Regions from separate parts of the Homo sapiens genome. Here region 2 is linked to region 1. The links are chromatin loops, found by intact Hi-C in ENCODE. Cell type or tissue: GM12878. All regions are shown on one strand. Each heading gives the region's core, and the rest is flanking DNA. Links, peaks and the distances in the headings are about the cores only. Region 1 overlaps LINC02641 (long intergenic non-protein coding RNA 2641). Region 2 overlaps LINC02641 (long intergenic non-protein coding RNA 2641).

Region 1 (8,336 bases), core at 13-8,012:
ACAGTGGACTACGCTGAAATTAAGAACATCTGCTCTTTGAAAGACACCAAAATAACAAGCCACTGTCTTGGAGAACGTATTTGCAAATCACATATCTGATAAAGGAGTTGTATCCACAATATATAGTTTAAAAAAAAAACTCAAAAATTCAATAATAAGAAGACAACCCAATTTAAAAGATGTGCAACAGGTTTTCAAAAACAATTCATCAAAGAAGATATACAGATGGCAAATAAGCACATAAAAAGGCACATCATTAGTCATTAGGGAAATACAAATTTAAAATGCAATGAGATATCACTACTCACCTATTAGAATGTCTGAATTTAAAAATGACCAACCCTCCCAATTATTAGCAAGGATGTGGAGCAGACATGCACAGCTGGTGGGAATGTAGAATGGTACACCCACTTTGGGAAAGTGTTTGGCAGTTTCTTTAAAGCAGGGGTGTTCAATCTTTTGTCTTCCCTGGACCCCATTGGAAGAAGAATTGTCTTGGGCCACACATAAAATACACGAACACTAACGATAGCTGATGAGTTAAAAAAAAATCACAAAAGAACTCATGATGTTTTAAGAAAGTTTACGAATTTGTGTTGGGCTGCATTCAAAGCCGTCCTGGGTTGGACAACCAGCTTGCTTTAAAGGTTAAACATATGTCTACCACACGACTCACGCATTCCACCACTAAGTAGTTATTTACCCAAGAGAAATGTAAGCATATGTCCTTACGAAGGCTTGCACCTGAATATTAGTAGTGGTTTTATTTGTAATAGTTCAAAACTGGAAGCAACTCAAATTGTCCATCAACATCTGAAAGGATAAACAAATTGTGGTATACCTGTGTAATTAAATACTACTCAGCGATTAAAAGACTTGAACGATTGAGAGATACAATTGTGTGGATGGTTCTCAGAATCATTAAATGCTAGATAAATAAGCTAGAAGCCAGACAAGTAAGAGTCCATGCGGCATAATTGCAAATAAAATTCTAGAAATTGGAAAGCATAGTGACAGAAAGCAGATCAGTGGTTGCGTGGGGATGAACAGAGTTGGGAAGGAAGGAGGGACAGATTGGAAAAGGAAGAGGAGAGTTTTGAGGGATGATTAATGTGTTCAATATCTTGATTGTGGTGAGAGTTTCATAAATGTATACATAAATCCACACTTCATCAAATTGTACATTTTAGAAGTGTGGTTTATTGTATGTCAATTATACCTCAAAAAGCTTTTTAAGGAAAACTCTCAAAAGATTTATAACAAAGAGTATACAGTAGTTTTTGATCTGATTATTTAGTTTTTAAATTTTTTATTTAAAAACTTTAGAATTTTTTATTTTAAAGTTTTTTTATTTTTTATTCCACCTTGGTTCATGGGAATTTTAGGATATTCCCCAGGAACTGGATATTTTTGTAGCTTCTTTTCTGTTTTCTCTGATAAAGAATACTACAGTACACATCTCCGATCATAAAGCTTTTCTTTTACATTCCTTAGTACTTCCTTGGGATACATTCCCAGAAGTGGAACTACTGATTGAATGCATATGAATATTTTAGATACTGCTGAATTGCTTTCCAAAAGAAAAGATCGGGCCAGTTTCTATCAGTACATATATGATTTCACAGTTCTCTGCACCTTTGCCAGCCCCACAACTCTCATTTTAAAGTGCTAGCTCGATGTTAAAATTTGTTTCATTGACGTTTTAGTTTTTACCTATTTGATTTTTAAAGTAAGTTTAAATACATTTTTCAAAGTGCATACCAGTCATTTGTATTTTAAAGGGCTGTAATTATCTGTTTTTCAAAAGACAAGATCATGATAATTTCTTATCAATTTGAATGAATGCACAGTATATTAAATCTCACAATCTTTTGTCATATTTTGGGAAACTTCTTCTTAAGTAGTTTTGGTTTTGATTTGGTTTTGTTTGCCACATGTAAATTTTATTTTTAGTAATTAAATATCTCACTCTTTTCCCCTTTTTCTTCATTAAATCGGAACTTAGAAATCCCTCCTCATTTACAAATTTTGTTAAATGTTTATTGTAATTCTAGTTCCTTTTTATGATATTGTGTTTTTTAAAAACAACAACAACAACAACAACAAACCACTGAACTCTTTAATCCCTCTGGGATTTTCACGGGCATAGAGAATATAGGTGTTTCACACTGGTATTTCCCTTCCTACAGTAAACCACTCGCCCAATCACCATTTCTGCATATTCCTGAGGGAGGAAAGGAACCCTGGGTCTCGTCTGAGCAGGAAGGGCAGTAAACAGGTCACTGGGAGCAGAAGCTGAGTGAGGTGTGCGAGGTGGGGAGGATGGGTTAAATATCGGAGCTACTTGCCTGGGCATGTTTACTGGGACTATGCATTTGACTTCTATTGCAGAAGAAAGCATTGGTGCTCTTCGAAAAAAGAGAGGAAGATACTGCCATTTTTAGGGAGCGATTAACACTCATCAAGGTCCCTGCAGGAGTTCAGAGTCTCCTATTAACTCCACGCAAGTTTAGCCACATGGAACAAAAAACCCCAGAAAAGCAAGATCGAGGCTGATTTCTCTCACATAAAGTAAATCCAGAGCCCTGTCCAGGGAAGCTCAGTGAAGTCGACAGAGATCCAGGCTCCTTCCAGTTCTCCTCTCCTCCATTCCCAGGGGCTGCCCAGTCCCTCTGGGCTAAGATGTTGCTGAAGCTTCACACTTCAGGCAGCAGGATGGGGCGGTGGTGGTGGGGTCATTAGAAAGCAAATGGGGCATAACTCCTCTCTTTTTCAGAATTCCTGGAGATCTATGTCTTACTGGCCAGAATTAGTTGCATGGCCACATCTGCAAGGGATGCTGGGACATTTTGCCTGGTGGAAATGGGTATTGGGAGGAACCCAGCACTCACCACACTCTCAGCCTTGGGCACACCGTCCCCTCCTGCTGGGCCTCCTTTCCTAGCTATAAAATGAGCAGATTGCTCCAGCTGATCTCCAAGGGCCTTGCTAGTCAAGAATCCCTACATTCAACGGTGAGTTCTCCTAGGGGTGGTAGTACATTCCATCGTGTTTGTATTTCCTCCCCTCACTCCCAGCACTCCTCCCACCTCCCAGTGAAACCAGTCACCTTATTCATTTCTCAGAGCTAAAGTATCTTCAGGGGCAAAATAGACAATTCTATCTGTACTGTGGCCTGATTATTTGTGCCCCCTGCAAAATCATAAGTTGACACCTAATCCCCAGTGTGATGGTGTTAGGAGATGGGGCCTGTGGTAGGTGCCTAGATCCTGGGGACAGGGCCCTCATGAATGGAATTAATGCCACAATAAAAGAAGCCCCAGAGAGCTTTGAGAAGGGGTCATCTATGAACCAGGAAGAGAGCCCTCACTAGACTTTGAATCTGCTGGTACCTTGATCTTGGACCTTCCAGCCTCCAGAACTGTGAAAAATAAATGTCTGCTGTTTATAAGCCAGCCAGGTTGTGGTCTTTTGCTAAAGCAGCCCCAATGAACTAAGATCATCCGCCTACTGAGTTCCTCGGAGGAGGACTAAGTAAAATAATGTATGTCATCGCCCACTACATAACAAGAAGGCTGGAGACAGTTATTTTTATGCAGCACAATAAAAACAGACAACGCTTTCCTGTTCTGGGCAGGACAATTTTCTTATTAACATGATTAAAAATAGTTTAACCACAGTTTCAGTTGGCCAAGCCAAACCTACTCAAGGAAGAAATTAAAATACTTCTACAGATGTTGAAGTAAATCTTCTGAGGTTCTGAGGGGTGGCTTATTTCTTCCCAAGCGCAGATCCTGGAAGGGAACTGAAAACAGCTTTCAAAAAACCAGAAGGCTGTTTATCCATCTATCAGAGCTCTTTACTCCAGCAGTTGACAAACTCATGCCACAAACCCCCAGTGTGCCTTCAAACTGACTTTTCATCTGGGAGATGACTTCTTCAAACAAAAATACAAAATAGAAATAAGAAGAGTGTGGCTGCATCCTGCCCCAGCCCACCAGAGGATTGGGGTGCAAATTCTTTACACTTCCCCTCTTTAGTCTTATTAGCAGAAGACAGACCCGAGAGGCCACTTGGCATCTAAGTGTCCTCATTATCAACAGTGCTGGTGGCTTCCCAAGGACTCCTCAAGCTGGCACAGGAAGGAAGCTTTCTTGCTGACCTCCTGCCCCACATTTTAGACATTTCTTTTCATTATTCCCTAAACAATACAGAATAGCAACTATTTATATAGCATTCTTAGTGTATTAGGTATTACAAGTAATCTAGAGATGATTTAAAGTCTACGGGAGGAAGAGTGTAGGTTCTATGCAAATACTACACTGATTTCTATAAGGACATTGAGCATCTGTGGATTTTGATATTGGGGGATCCTGGAACCAATACCGGGAAACGACTGACTGCATTTTTGCGGAAGAGATAAAACCAACCCTGCAGCTCCATAGACCATGATTCCTACCAAAATTCTTGCCTGAAGGTTGTTAGAAAGATTGAAGGAAACCCAGGTGTCAGTCTTGGTCAGCCCTTTCTTAGCATATGGCTTGAATCGTCTTTTTTCTCAGAGCCTCAGGCTTTGTCATCTGAAACAATTCTCGCTGAGTCTCCATTGGCCTTCCAGTCACTCGATCCAAAGGGCATTCTTCATTCATCATTTTTCCTCGGCCGATCACATCCTCCTTCAATCACCCTTGCTCTGCCCTCCAGGGCACAATACTCCTTCAGTATCACCTCTGGTCTCTCCTGCTCTATTCCTTTGCAAGCCTGTCCTCTCCTAAGTGTCAGGGTCCTTCAGGCCTTCCTCTCCTCCATCCTTACCTCTTTCTGTGTCATATACTTCTAGGCAACCTCATGCATCTGAGGGCTTAAGGAGCACTGAGGGCCCAAGGAGCACCTCTTAAGAGGGGGATTCTCAAGCACACTTCTCCAGGCTCCATGTTGCAGGCCACATATCCACAATTCCCTGGATCTCTCAAAGCCAGCCTCACATTCAACATCTCCAAAGCAGGACCCAAGGTCTCCCCTTCTGACCTGGTCATCTTCCATGTCTCACTGACTGGACAACCACTCATTGAGCCCCAAGATAAGAAAGGTCTGAATTATCCTCGATAGGCCTCTGTCCTTTGACCCCTCCACTGATCCCTCATCAAGCCTTGTCTACCCCTCCTCCTAAATCTCTCCCCAGCATGTCATTTTCACTCGACCTGGCCCACCCTCACCTGACTCCAGGCTGCCATCTCTGTTCATCAGGACACTGCTAGAGTCTCCACGTGGCCTGCCCCCTCCAGCCTCCCTCTAGTCTGGAGTCCACTATAATCAGGGTAATTTTTTGGAAATTGAAATCTAATATATCATTATCTGGCTTAAAATCCTGAAATGGCTTCTCATTTTTTTTCTTTTTTTATTGAGACGGAGTCTTGCACTGTTGCCCAGGCTGGAGTGCAGTGGCGCAATCTCAGCTCACTTCAACCTCCACCTCCCAGGTTCAAGGAATTCTCCTGCCCTAGCCTCCTGAATATTTGGGATTACAAGCATCCGCCACCACGCCCAGCTAATTTTTGTATTTTTAGTAGAGATTGGGTTTCACACTGTGTTGGCCAGGCTGGTCTCGAACTCCTGACCTCATGATCTGCCTGCCTCAGCCTCCCAAAGTGCTGGGATTACAAGCGTGAGCCATGGCTCCCAGCCGCTTCTCATTTTTCTAAGGATAAAAACAAAACTCCCTGCTGGGTTGTCCTGCTTCTTCTTGCACTGCCCCCTCCTCTCTACTTCTCTCTCCTGGCCTTCTCACAGGTCCTAACATGCACTCTCTCTGCCCCATGACCTTTCCACAGCCCACCTCCTACCTGGAATGCTCTGCCCTCCCCTCTTTGCCCAGTTACATCCTACTCAGCCTCCAGACTTCGGCTCCATGTTTGCTCTGCAAGGAAGACTCCTTCCCCCTGTTTAGATCGAATTTCTGGTTTCTCTGTTATAATTAATACGCTGACTTGTGTGTTTATTTGATGTGTCTCCCCACTCTAAGTCCCATAAGGATGGGTGTGATGCTGTTTGGTTTTTGCTTACATCTGTATCCCTAGCTGCCAGCACAGTGTACAGCAAGAAGCAGATGCTCAATAAACACTCATTGAAAAAATAAATGAATAAAATTGAGACACATAGATTTGTAAGTACTGGTAAGTGGCATAGTGTTTTACTTGGATATAATTTTGCTAGTAAACCAAGATTCTTGTAGTTTCAGAAAGGGCTAGCTGATCTATTTCTTCCTGCATGCGGCAATAATAAAGTTGCTTCTGAAGGGACATCGTCTCTATACAACAGTTAGAAAATAGCCCTTATCACGAGAAACTTGGAATTAGAGGCTACACTGGACCTGAATAAACCTACTTCATGACATAACCCTTATCTTCCACCTGTTTTACACGCCCCCTCCCCCTTGTGACTTCCCTAGAAAATTTTACCACCCTAGCCAGATTTTCTTTGTCAGACTTGTTCATCTTCATATTTTCGGCACTTTGGCCAGAACCTGGTGTTGAAAACTTGGTGACTGAATATAGGAACTTACAGCTGTAAGCCATTAAAACTGGTATCCAACTTGTTGATTTAAGTTCCTTACAGATCCTGGATATTAGACCTTCATCAGATGCATAGTTTGCAAATATTTTCTCCCATTCAGTAGTTTTCTGTTTACTCTAAATTTCTTTTGCCATGCAGAAGCCCTTTAGTTTAATTAGGTCTCACTTGTCAATTGTTGTTTTAGTTGCAATTGCTTTTAGGGACTTAGCCAAAAATTATTTGCCAAGGTCAATGTCAAGAAGGGTACTTCCTAGGTTTTCTTCCAGGATTTTTATAGTTTGAGGGCTTACATTTAAATCTTTAATCCATCTTGAGTTAATTTTTATATTTGGTGAGAGGTAGGGGTCCAGTTTCATTTTCTGCTTATTGCTAGCCGTTATCCCAGCACCATTTACGAAACAGGAAGTCCTTTCCCCATTGTTTGTTTTTGTCAGCTTTGTCAAAGATCAAATGGTTGTAAGTATACAGCTTTAGTTTTGGATTGTCTATTCTGTTCTGTTGGTCTACAGGTCTATTTTTATACCAGTACCATGCTGTTTTGGTTACTGTAGCCTTATAGTTTGAAGTTGGGTACTGGGATGCCTATGGCTTTTGTCTTTTTACTTAGAATTATTTTGGCTATTTGGGCTCTTTTTTTGGTTCCATATAAATTTTAGAATTTTTTTTGTTCTAATTCTGTGAAAAATGACATTCATAGTTTGATAGGAATAGCATTGTATCTGTAAATTGTTTTGGGCAGTATGGCCATTTTAACAATATTTATTCTTCCAATCCATGAGCATGGAATTTTTTTCCATTTATATGTGTCATCTCTGATTTCTTTCAGCAGTGTTTTGTAGTTCTCCTTGCAGAGATAGTTCACCTCCTTGGTTGGCTGTATTCCTAGGTATTTCAATGTTTTGTGGTTGTTGCAAATAACCACAAAAAAATCAAACAAATTTTGATTTGATTCTCAACTTGAATGTTATTGATGTATAGAAATGTTACTGATTTTTGTACATTGATTTTGTATCTAAAAACTTTATTGAAGTCATTTATCAGTTCTAGGAGCCTTTCAGCAGAGTTTTTAGGATTTTCTAGGTATAGAATCATGTTGTCAGCAAAAAAAAGATAGTTTGATTTCTTCTTTTACTATTTGGATGCCCTTTCTTTTTCTTGCCTGATTGTTCTGGTTAAAATTTTCACTATTATGCTGAATAGGAGTGGTGAGAGTGGGCATTCTTGTCTTGTTCCAGTTCTCAAGGGAATGGTTCCACTTCTGGCCTGTTCAGTATGATGTCGGCTGTGGGTTTGTTATAGGTGGTTCTTATTATTTTGAGGCATGTTCCTTCAATGCCTAGTCTATTGAGGGTTTTTATCACAAAGCGATGTTGGATTTTATCAAAAGCCTTTTCTTCATCTTTTGAGATGATCATATGGTTTTTGCTTTTTATTCTGTTTATGTGGTGAATCACATTTATTGATTTGCATATGTTGAACCAGTTTTGCATCACAGGAATAAAGCCCACTTGATTTAACTTTTTGATATGCTGCTGGATTAGTTTTGCTAATATTTTGTTGAGAAGTTTTGTGTCTATGCTCAACAGAGATATTGGCCTAAAGTTTTCTTTCATTGTGTCTCTGCCAGATTTTGGTATCAGGCTGATGATGGCTTCATAGAATGAGTTAGGGAGGAGCCTCCTCCTCAATTTTTTAGAATAGTTTCAGTAGGATTGGTACCAGTTCTTCTTTATACCTCTAGTAGGGTTCAGCTGTAAATTCCT
Region 2 (8,336 bases), core at 230-8,229, 150 kb after region 1:
AGTTATTTAAACAGTCTATTTCTAGCTGGATAAAACTCATATGTATGGAAAGAGGCATTTCATCTTTCCCAATGCATTGGGCATCTTTCACCAAATTTTCTTTCTTGTAATAGCCTCAGTTGGATTATGCACATCCTGTGCCATCTTTATGCTGTCATTAACAGCCTAGCTTTGTGTTTGGGGGAAGTACCTGGTGTCGAAAAGTACCTGGTGTCGAACCAGATAAATGCAGGCAGCCAGCTCAGGTGTCTGACAGGGAAGCCACATAACAGTCCCGTGTTCCACCTGCATATGTGGACAACACATCCAGAAGCCCAACCCAAACGCAGGCGGACCTGGTCACTGCTCCTTCACCTGGACGCCTGCCAGGCAGACACCTGCCATCTCACTGTGGACTGTCCACAGCCATTCAGTTTGACCATCAGAGCCTGATTGTCTCAGCCATGGCCCTGGTTTTCCCCATCAGGATGCCCAGTAGGAGGTCTGTGTGGTCCCAGAGGTGGACAGGAGCCAGAACATCCAGGCCAACCCAGGCAGGACAGCAGTTCTCAGCCACCAGCAATAGCGGGACACCCAGCCTCCACTGAGTGGCCTGAGCATATCAAGTCATTTTACTTCCCTGAATGCCACTCTAATGGTGCAGCACCAGCTGTCCCTTCCTGGGGGCTCAGCATATCCTGGAAGGGTCTCTTGGGCAGATTCTAAAACTTTTAGGTTATTTTCATTATTAAAATTGTGTCTAGTTTAAAATTCCAATCTCATGCCCAACTCAAAGCTTTCTCCTCACCCTTCTCTGGCCAGGCTGAGGCTCCAGGGACTGCAGGGAGAAGGGGGTTCCTTCTTCCCTTGGAGTGGGGTATATTAGTTCATCTTCATTCTGCTGATAAAGACATACCCAAGACTGGGAAGAAAAAGCGGTTTACTGGACTCACAGTTCCATGTGGCTGAGGAGGCCTCACAATCATGGTGGAAGGCAAGGAGGAGCAAGTCACATCTTACATGGATGGCAGCAGGCAGAGAGAGAGCTTGTGCAGGGAAACTCCCCGCTATAAAACCATCAGATCTCCTGAGACTTATTCCCTATCAAGAGAATAGCACGGGAAAGACCTGCCCCCATGATTCAACCAACTCCCACTGGGTCCCTCCCGCAACATGTGGGAATTCAAGATGAGATTTGGGTGGGGACACAGCCAAACCATATCATGGGGCATCCCCCACCTCCAAGAACCTCCTCAGTGCCCAGAGGAGGGGGAGGAGACTATGAAGACCAGATGTCAGGCGGCACACCTGAGTGCATGACTGTGGGAGTAACAGAGACAGGGAGGAGGCATAGGCTTGAAGGGGGCTGGAGAAAGCAGCCATGGGTGTTTGGGACAATGTGACTCTGAAGAGCCTGGGAGACATCCAGGTGGAGACAGTAGCATCTTTGGGGGCTGGGGATGCCAACCTGAGTCTCCAGCATGGCACACAAGTGGAAGTTGCCATTGGCACGGATGGGTGCAGCAGCTGGGCCTCACTAGGACTCAGCCCTCTCCACGTGGGGAGCTGTCCTGGCGCTCACACCTGAGCCTGCAGTCCAGCCTGCAGCACCACGCTGTGTCTTGTATCTTTCATTCTCTGTGTCATGCATGTGTCACAGGTTCACCAAGTTTGAAGAGGGGAGTTACGTGAACTAGAATGTGGATCTCCTCACTCCCAGCCAGTGATTTCTTTTTTTCACAATGAGCCCCAGCATTGCTTTGTTTGTTTGTTTTGTGTAATTTGGTCTTCTGCATTACTTGCAACACAAAGTACTCTTTTCCTCAAGTAATTAAAAAACACTTGGATTAATATAATGATCTAAGGGGACCCTGCAGAACAACATCATTCCAATTCCTCCTCATTTTTTGGGGGTGGGGAGGTTAGATAATTGTGCATTCATTCATTCAATCATTCATTCATCCAACCTCGTTCCCCAGATGAGGCAGGGAAAGTATGAGAGGATGTGATTCATTCTGTCCAGGAAACAGCACAGCCAAGCAGCCACTCAGCTGAGACTTGAAGGATGAGGGGGAGCTCATTAATCAGGTGATGGCAGAGAGCACCCCACACAGGGACAAGGGAACAGAGACTGCGGGTAGCCAATCTATGGCATGTTGGAGAATTTGTATGGCTAGAGGGCCTTGGTGCATTTGGTAAAATTGACATGATCATATTGCCAACTGCCCTTCCCCCAACAAACTCTTGTTTATCCTTTAAGTCCCAATTCAGGCATCACCTTTTCCAGGAAGCCTTCCTGCCTGTCAGAGTTGGATGCTCCTTTCTCTGTCTGCATAGCCCACACGTTCTGGCACGGGTGGGGAGATGAACTGACCTCTGCTGCTTGAACTATGAGCTTCCACAGGGTGCAGGTTGGGTGGTGTTCTTTCTAGAATCCTTAGCCCTTGGCACAGGACTGAAACAGGCCAAACAAAGCCATCACAGACCCTGAGGGCTTGTCAGGAGGATTACAGGAAGCCAACTTTTTGTAAAGGGTTGCACGGCCACAGTAAATGCACAGTAAATGTCTGCTATGTTCTTACCAAATATTTGTCAAATAAACAAATACATTATGTAATATTTTACCTTTCTTCTTATTAAGAGATATTTCAGAGCCACACTGGATGAGAAGAGGGGGTGGAGGTGGGCATCATTCTCTGCTCCCCTCATCTCTAAACCCATGGAAAGGCCTGGGGTAGTAATTGCAGAGGGGGAAATAATTTTTAAATGTCTCTCTTTTTGTGCTTTTATTGTCAAATGATAGCATTGTTCACAGTTTTTGAAATACTGAAAGCAAGTCTGCACAACTCTTTCTGCAGAAACAATGGGAGCGTGTGTGTGAGTGTGTATAAGCGTGTGTGATCTCTGTTCCTCTGCCATAATGTGTGTGTGTGTGTATGAGTGTGTGTGATTTTTGTTCCTCTACAATAATGGGTGTCTGTATGTGTGAGTGTGTATGAGTGTGTGTGATCTCTGTTCCTCGCAATAATGAGGGTTTGTATGTATGAGTGTGTGTGATCGCTTTTCCTCTACAATAATGGGTGTGTGTGTGTGAGTGTGATCTCTGTCTGTTCCTCTACAATAATGGGGGTGTGTATGTAAGTGTGTCTGAGTGTGTGTGATCTCTGTTCCTCTGCAATAATGGCGGTGTATGTGTGAGTGTATGTGTGTGATTTCTGTTCCTCTGCAATAATGGGGGTGTGTGTGTGAGGGTGTGTGATCTCTGTTCCTCTATAATAATGGGGGTGTGTGTGAGTGTATATGAGTGTGTGTGATCTCTGCTCTTCTACAATAACGTGTGTGTGAGAGAGAGAGATCTCTGTTCCTCTACAATAATGGGGGTGTGTATGTGAGTGTGTATGAGTGTGTGTGATCGCTGTTCCTCTACAATAACTGGGGTGTGTGTGAGTGTGTATGAGTGTGTGTGACTCTGTTCCTCTACAGTAATGGGTGTGTGTCAGTGTGTATGAGTGTGTGTGATCTCTGTCTGTTCCTCTACAATTAAGTGACCAGAAGCAGGTGGCTTCAAAGGTGAATTAATTCTCTGCTGGAAAAATTGGGCTAGAAAAATCTAGTCATTAGGAAACCAGAAAAGCAAGAAATGTAACTTCTGCTCAATGAAAGTGAACTGAATTTCTATTGAGGCCCCCTTTCTCTAAAACTCATTTTCAACTAACTCAGTGCTGTCAGCCAGCCCTGGGGCTGTACTTGGGGCTTACGTGTGGCTAAGATGTCAGGCAGCGGGGTCTGGTCCTTGTTGTCATCTCACTGCATGGCCACAAACATGTTCTCATTCCCTGCTGGTCTCAGTTCCTGAGCCAGTCCTGATGATCCATGGAGACTCCTACCTCGCTCCTGCCTCCCAGCTTAACCAAATGGTCTCTCTCCCTCTCCACCCCACCACCACTCCTACTGTCTCCAACCCCTCTTCGACACCCAGGAGCCATCTGGCTGCTTCTGTACCTCTCTGGGGACTCTCAACTTCCCTGCACTGAGACACCCACACCTGGCTCTTTCTGCCCTATAGCTCTTGCACCGTAATGAGTCAAGGGCAGTACTGAGATTTCACAAGTTCCCAGGCCTTCCCCAGGGGAATTGGAGGTGCGTGTCTCCTCTGCTCTCAGTCCCCAGATCCAGAGAGGGGTCTGCTTCTCCTTCCCTTCCCACAAGCACCAAGGCTCTCTCTTCTTCTCTCACTTCTTCTTTCAATCCCCTCCAAAAGTTATCTAGCCACAGGGCAATAAGAACTGGCTTTGACTGATTTGCATTCTTTCAAATATTTTCCTGTGCTAAGACCTAAGCTGCTGGAAGTCAAAAGCAGATTATTTGTATTTTTGCTCTTCTGCTGCCTATACTAGAAGATGGAAGAAGGAGAGGAGGAAATGCCAGAGAAAGAAGCATGGATAACATCGCAGAATACCACACCCTACCCAGGTGGGAAGACAAGTCCAGGCTCCTCAGGTTTAAGTGGATATCCAGTCCCGTGGTGCTGCCAGACAACTGTCTTGGGTACATCTGGCCACCACGTGCTGGCTAAGATATGGGGGGACCCCTGGGGAGCACTCATACCTGGCTTGCATCTCAGCTGTTCCTTCCTCCCTGCGTGACAGATCAAGCACCTCCCCCCGAACCTTGGCTCCTTACGAGGACTGCTGGGGCCACAGCGATAGCATGAGAAGCAATCAGGGCTTGGGACCCAAAAAGAACCACGGAGACTCCCCAATGGTCCCACATTTATTCTCTTCCACGTGGTCTGGATAGAAAACTAGAGAGAGTGTGGACAGCACTTGCCTCCGCTGAAAAAGTAACTCTCACCCTCTTCCCCCAACTCAGACTGTTCCAGAACAACCAGAGGCGTAGAGCCACACACTCCTCTCAGCCAGCCTGTGAGTGAGGCTGAGTTGCACTAAAGAGATTGTGCAGGCGCCGCCAGCTTCCCAAAGGCAGACTCTTCCCACAGCTGCAAACACTCCTCTAAGAACTCACCCACCCTCGCAGCTTGACCAACGTTCTCTGCAACTTCCTAGAAGATGAAAACATACCCTCCAGCCCTAGCTGTTCTCAGGTTTACTTTCTGACACCCCCTTCCCAGAGAGCTCCCATTCTCCCAGGGGCCTCCCTTTCCAGGGGTCAGCACTTAACCGTTGTCTCCTCCCAACAAAGCCTAAGAGAGGGCTCCCTGACCCGCTGGCCCAAAGGCCTGGGTCCCGGGCCGCTCAGTCCTTCCATTTTGTCTTCCACAGCTGAGCCCACTGTTCCCTAGTGGATCCGCCTTCCAATGCCACCACCTTCCCTTCTACGAAGTCCCAGCCAGGGGATGAACTACAGAGGCAGCCCCTTCCCCATCACCATTACTGTCACTGACTGGCTGTGGGCCTTCATGCTCTTCCGGGTTCTGGTTGGACGGTAGCCAGGGAAAATGCAGGGGGTGGGGTGCCGTGACAGGGAAGTCACCTGCAGCCCAGATCTGCTGCGTCCCAGGGTGTGCACTAGAAAGTGAATTGTTTCTTGTTCTTTTTTTTCTTTGTTATATGCTCTAGGGAATAAAAGGAATTTTCTTCCTTACACCCACCTCACCCCCAGCGGGACCAGACTCTTCCTGTCTGAGATTTCCTCACTCCCTGTGGGGTTCAGGGGGTACAGACACAGGTTTTGGGGGTTTTAATCTCTGGAAAGAAGAGAACTTGTCAGGACCTCCAAGAGACCTCCCTAAACAGAACCTGTTTTTGAATAACCTGAGGGTATTTCTCTAGGTCATCCCTGAGGGCAGGGGAGGGTCAGGCTCTCGGTTTCAAAGATAGGCTGGGGATGGGGGGCCTACCTGGACTGGAACAGGATGCACTTTTGAGGGTCCTGTGAGTGGTGGGCACTGGGACCTCACCTACCTGGGAGGACCCCTGTGGAGACAGTGCCAGGAGCCCCTTGTGGCCTTGCTCGGGATCACAACCTCTGAGAAACCTTCCAGTGGGCTGGGAGAACCTGGGCCAGGAGTTACCGGTGGTGAGTGAATGGCCCTGGCCTGATCTGCCTGAGGCCTCACCTCCCAAGGCCTCACCTGCCCATTCTTGAGTTGCTTACCCCCTGAATCTCAACAAAGTCCCCGGGAAGAGAAGAGTGGCCCTGGGTGACCGCTGGGGGATTCTTGCCAAGTGGTCAAGTTGAAACCAGGTGGGATTTCATGTGGAAACATAAAGAAAGAAAACGTTTCTTTGCATCTCAAGTCTAAGGGTGGATTCATGTTTGGCAAATGTTATCCCACCTCTCCTATGATTCCCATTTTACAGATGAGGAAATTAAGGCTCAAGGAAAGTGAGTAACCCCCAAGTTCACTGAGTACAGTCAAACGCAGCTTTGTCTGACTACAAAGAACATGCTTTTTCAGCCTCCCCACATAGTTAGCAGATATCAGTTAGCACAAAGCTATTTAGTGGCAGGGTCCAGGCCAACATCTGGGACCATGCTGGTTTCAGAAATGGGGCGATTCTCTCTGGAGTCATCCTCTTGGGAACAGACTGGCCCCAGAAGTTCTTCTAGACCTGCAACTGGATGCCCTCAGCTCTCTAAGTCACTGTCCCCCACCTGTGGAGTCGGTACAGTGAGACAGGATTTATCCTTCTCATGAAAATGTTGAGAATGACATGAGAAAATGTGCACAGAAGCACTTTAGAAATTAAAAGTGATTGTGTTAGGCTAATAATGCCCCCACCGAAATATATCTACATCCTCATTCTTGAAACTTGAGACTGTTACCTTATATGGCATTAAAAAGGATGAACCCTTACAGATATGATGTGACTAAATTAAGGATCTTGAGACAGACATTATCTTGGATTATTTGGATGGTCCTTAAACTCAAGCACATGCATCCTCATCTGAGGGGTCAGAGGAAGATTTTATACACAGACACAGAGGAGAAGGAGGTGTGACCACAGAGGCAGAGCCTGGGGTGACATGGCCACAAGCCAAGGACTACCAGCAGCCACCCCAGCTGGAGGAGGTAAGGAATGACTTCTTGCTTGGAACCTCCAGAGAAAGCACAGCTCTGCAGGTACCTTGATTCCAGCCCAGTGATATATGTATTAGTCCATTTTCGCACTGCTAATAAAGGCATACCTGAGACTGGGTAATTTATTCAGGAAAGAGGTTTAGTGGACTTACAGTTACACTTGGCTGGGGAGGCCTCACAATCATGGCGCAAGGCAAGAAGGAGCAAGTCACATCTTACATGGATGGCAGCAGGCAAAGAGAGCTTGTGCAGAGAGGAGACCCCTGTTTTAAAAACCATGAGATCTCATCAGACTCACTCACTATCATGAGAACAGCAGGGGAACGACCTGCCCCCATGATTCAACCATCTCCTACCGAGTCCCTTCCACAACATGTGGGAATTATGGGAGCTACAGGATGAGATGTAGGAGGGGACACAGAGCCAAACCAAATCTTTCCGCCCCTGCCCACCCCCTAATCTCATGTCTTCACATTTCAAAACCAATTATGCCTTCCCAGTAGTCTCCTAAAGTTTTAATTCATCTCAGCATTAACTCAAAAGTCCACAATCCAAAGTCTCATCTGAGACAAGGCAAGTCTCTTCTGCCTATCAGCCTGTAAAATCAAAAGCAAGTTAGTTACTTCCTAGATACAATGGGAGTACAGTCATGGGTAAATACAGCTGTTCCAAATGGGAGAAATTGGCCAAAACAAAGGAGTTACAGGCCCCAAGCAAGTCCAAAATCCAGTGGGGCAGTCAAATCTTAAAGCTCCATAATGATCTCCTTTGACAACATGTCTCACATACAGGTCACACTGATGCAAGAGGTGAGTTCCCATGGTCTTGGGCAGCTCCACCCCTGTGGCTTTGCAGGGTATAGGACCCTCCTCACTGCTTTTATGGCATTGAGTGTCTGTGGCTTTTCCAGGCACATGGTGCAAACTGTCAGTGGATCTACCATTCTGAGGTCTGGAGGATGGCGATGACCCTCTTCTCATAGCTCCACTAGGTGGTGCCCCAGTGGGGACTCTGTGTGGGGCCTCCAACCCCACATTTCCCTTCCACATTGCCCTAGCCGAGGTTCTCCATGAGGGCCCTGCCCCTGCAGCAAACTTTTGCCTGGGCATCCATGCATTTCCATACTTCCTCTGAAATCTAGGCGAAGGTTCCCAAACTTCAGTTCTTGACTCCTGTGAACCCACAGGCTCAACATCATGTGGAAGCTGCCAAGGCTTGGTGCTTTCACCCTCTGAACCAACAGCCTAAGCTATACCTTGGCCCCTTTTAGTCATGGCTGGAGTGGCTGGGATACAGGGCAGCAAGTCCCTAG

Evidence for each region. Hi-C counts contacts between places; a loop is a spot of excess contacts. Peaks named below come from ENCODE experiments on the same cell type or tissue, not always from the same donor. Only the 100,000 strongest peaks of a DNase experiment are listed, where the experiment ranks them.
Region 2: it touches region 1 in a loop (2.6-fold over the local background); 4 of 110 quality-filtered maps call a loop at or near these places.

What each region holds. Positions count from the first base shown.
Region 1 is chr10:123,533,069-123,541,404 of GRCh38, reverse strand. All of the region lies in intron 9 of LINC02641 (long intergenic non-protein coding RNA 2641), which reads right to left. Among named protein-coding and RNA genes, the nearest start is that of GPR26, 130 kb to the left of the region's middle. RefSeq lists enhancers at 1,420-2,619, 2,093-2,658. In GM12878, for the core only: no CTCF peak of the experiment used is centred there; a DNase peak (open chromatin) is centred at 3,758; H3K27ac peaks cover 1,107 bases.
Region 2 is chr10:123,388,133-123,396,468 of GRCh38, reverse strand. The region is part of intron 6 of LINC02641 (long intergenic non-protein coding RNA 2641); the gene reads right to left. Among named protein-coding and RNA genes, the nearest start is that of LINC02641, 44 kb to the right of the region's middle. RefSeq lists enhancers at 3,505-3,614, 3,715-3,974, 4,125-4,504. In GM12878, for the core only: no CTCF peak of the experiment used is centred there; DNase peaks (open chromatin) are centred at 4,118 and 4,668; H3K4me3 peaks cover 2,398 bases; H3K27ac peaks cover 6,983 bases.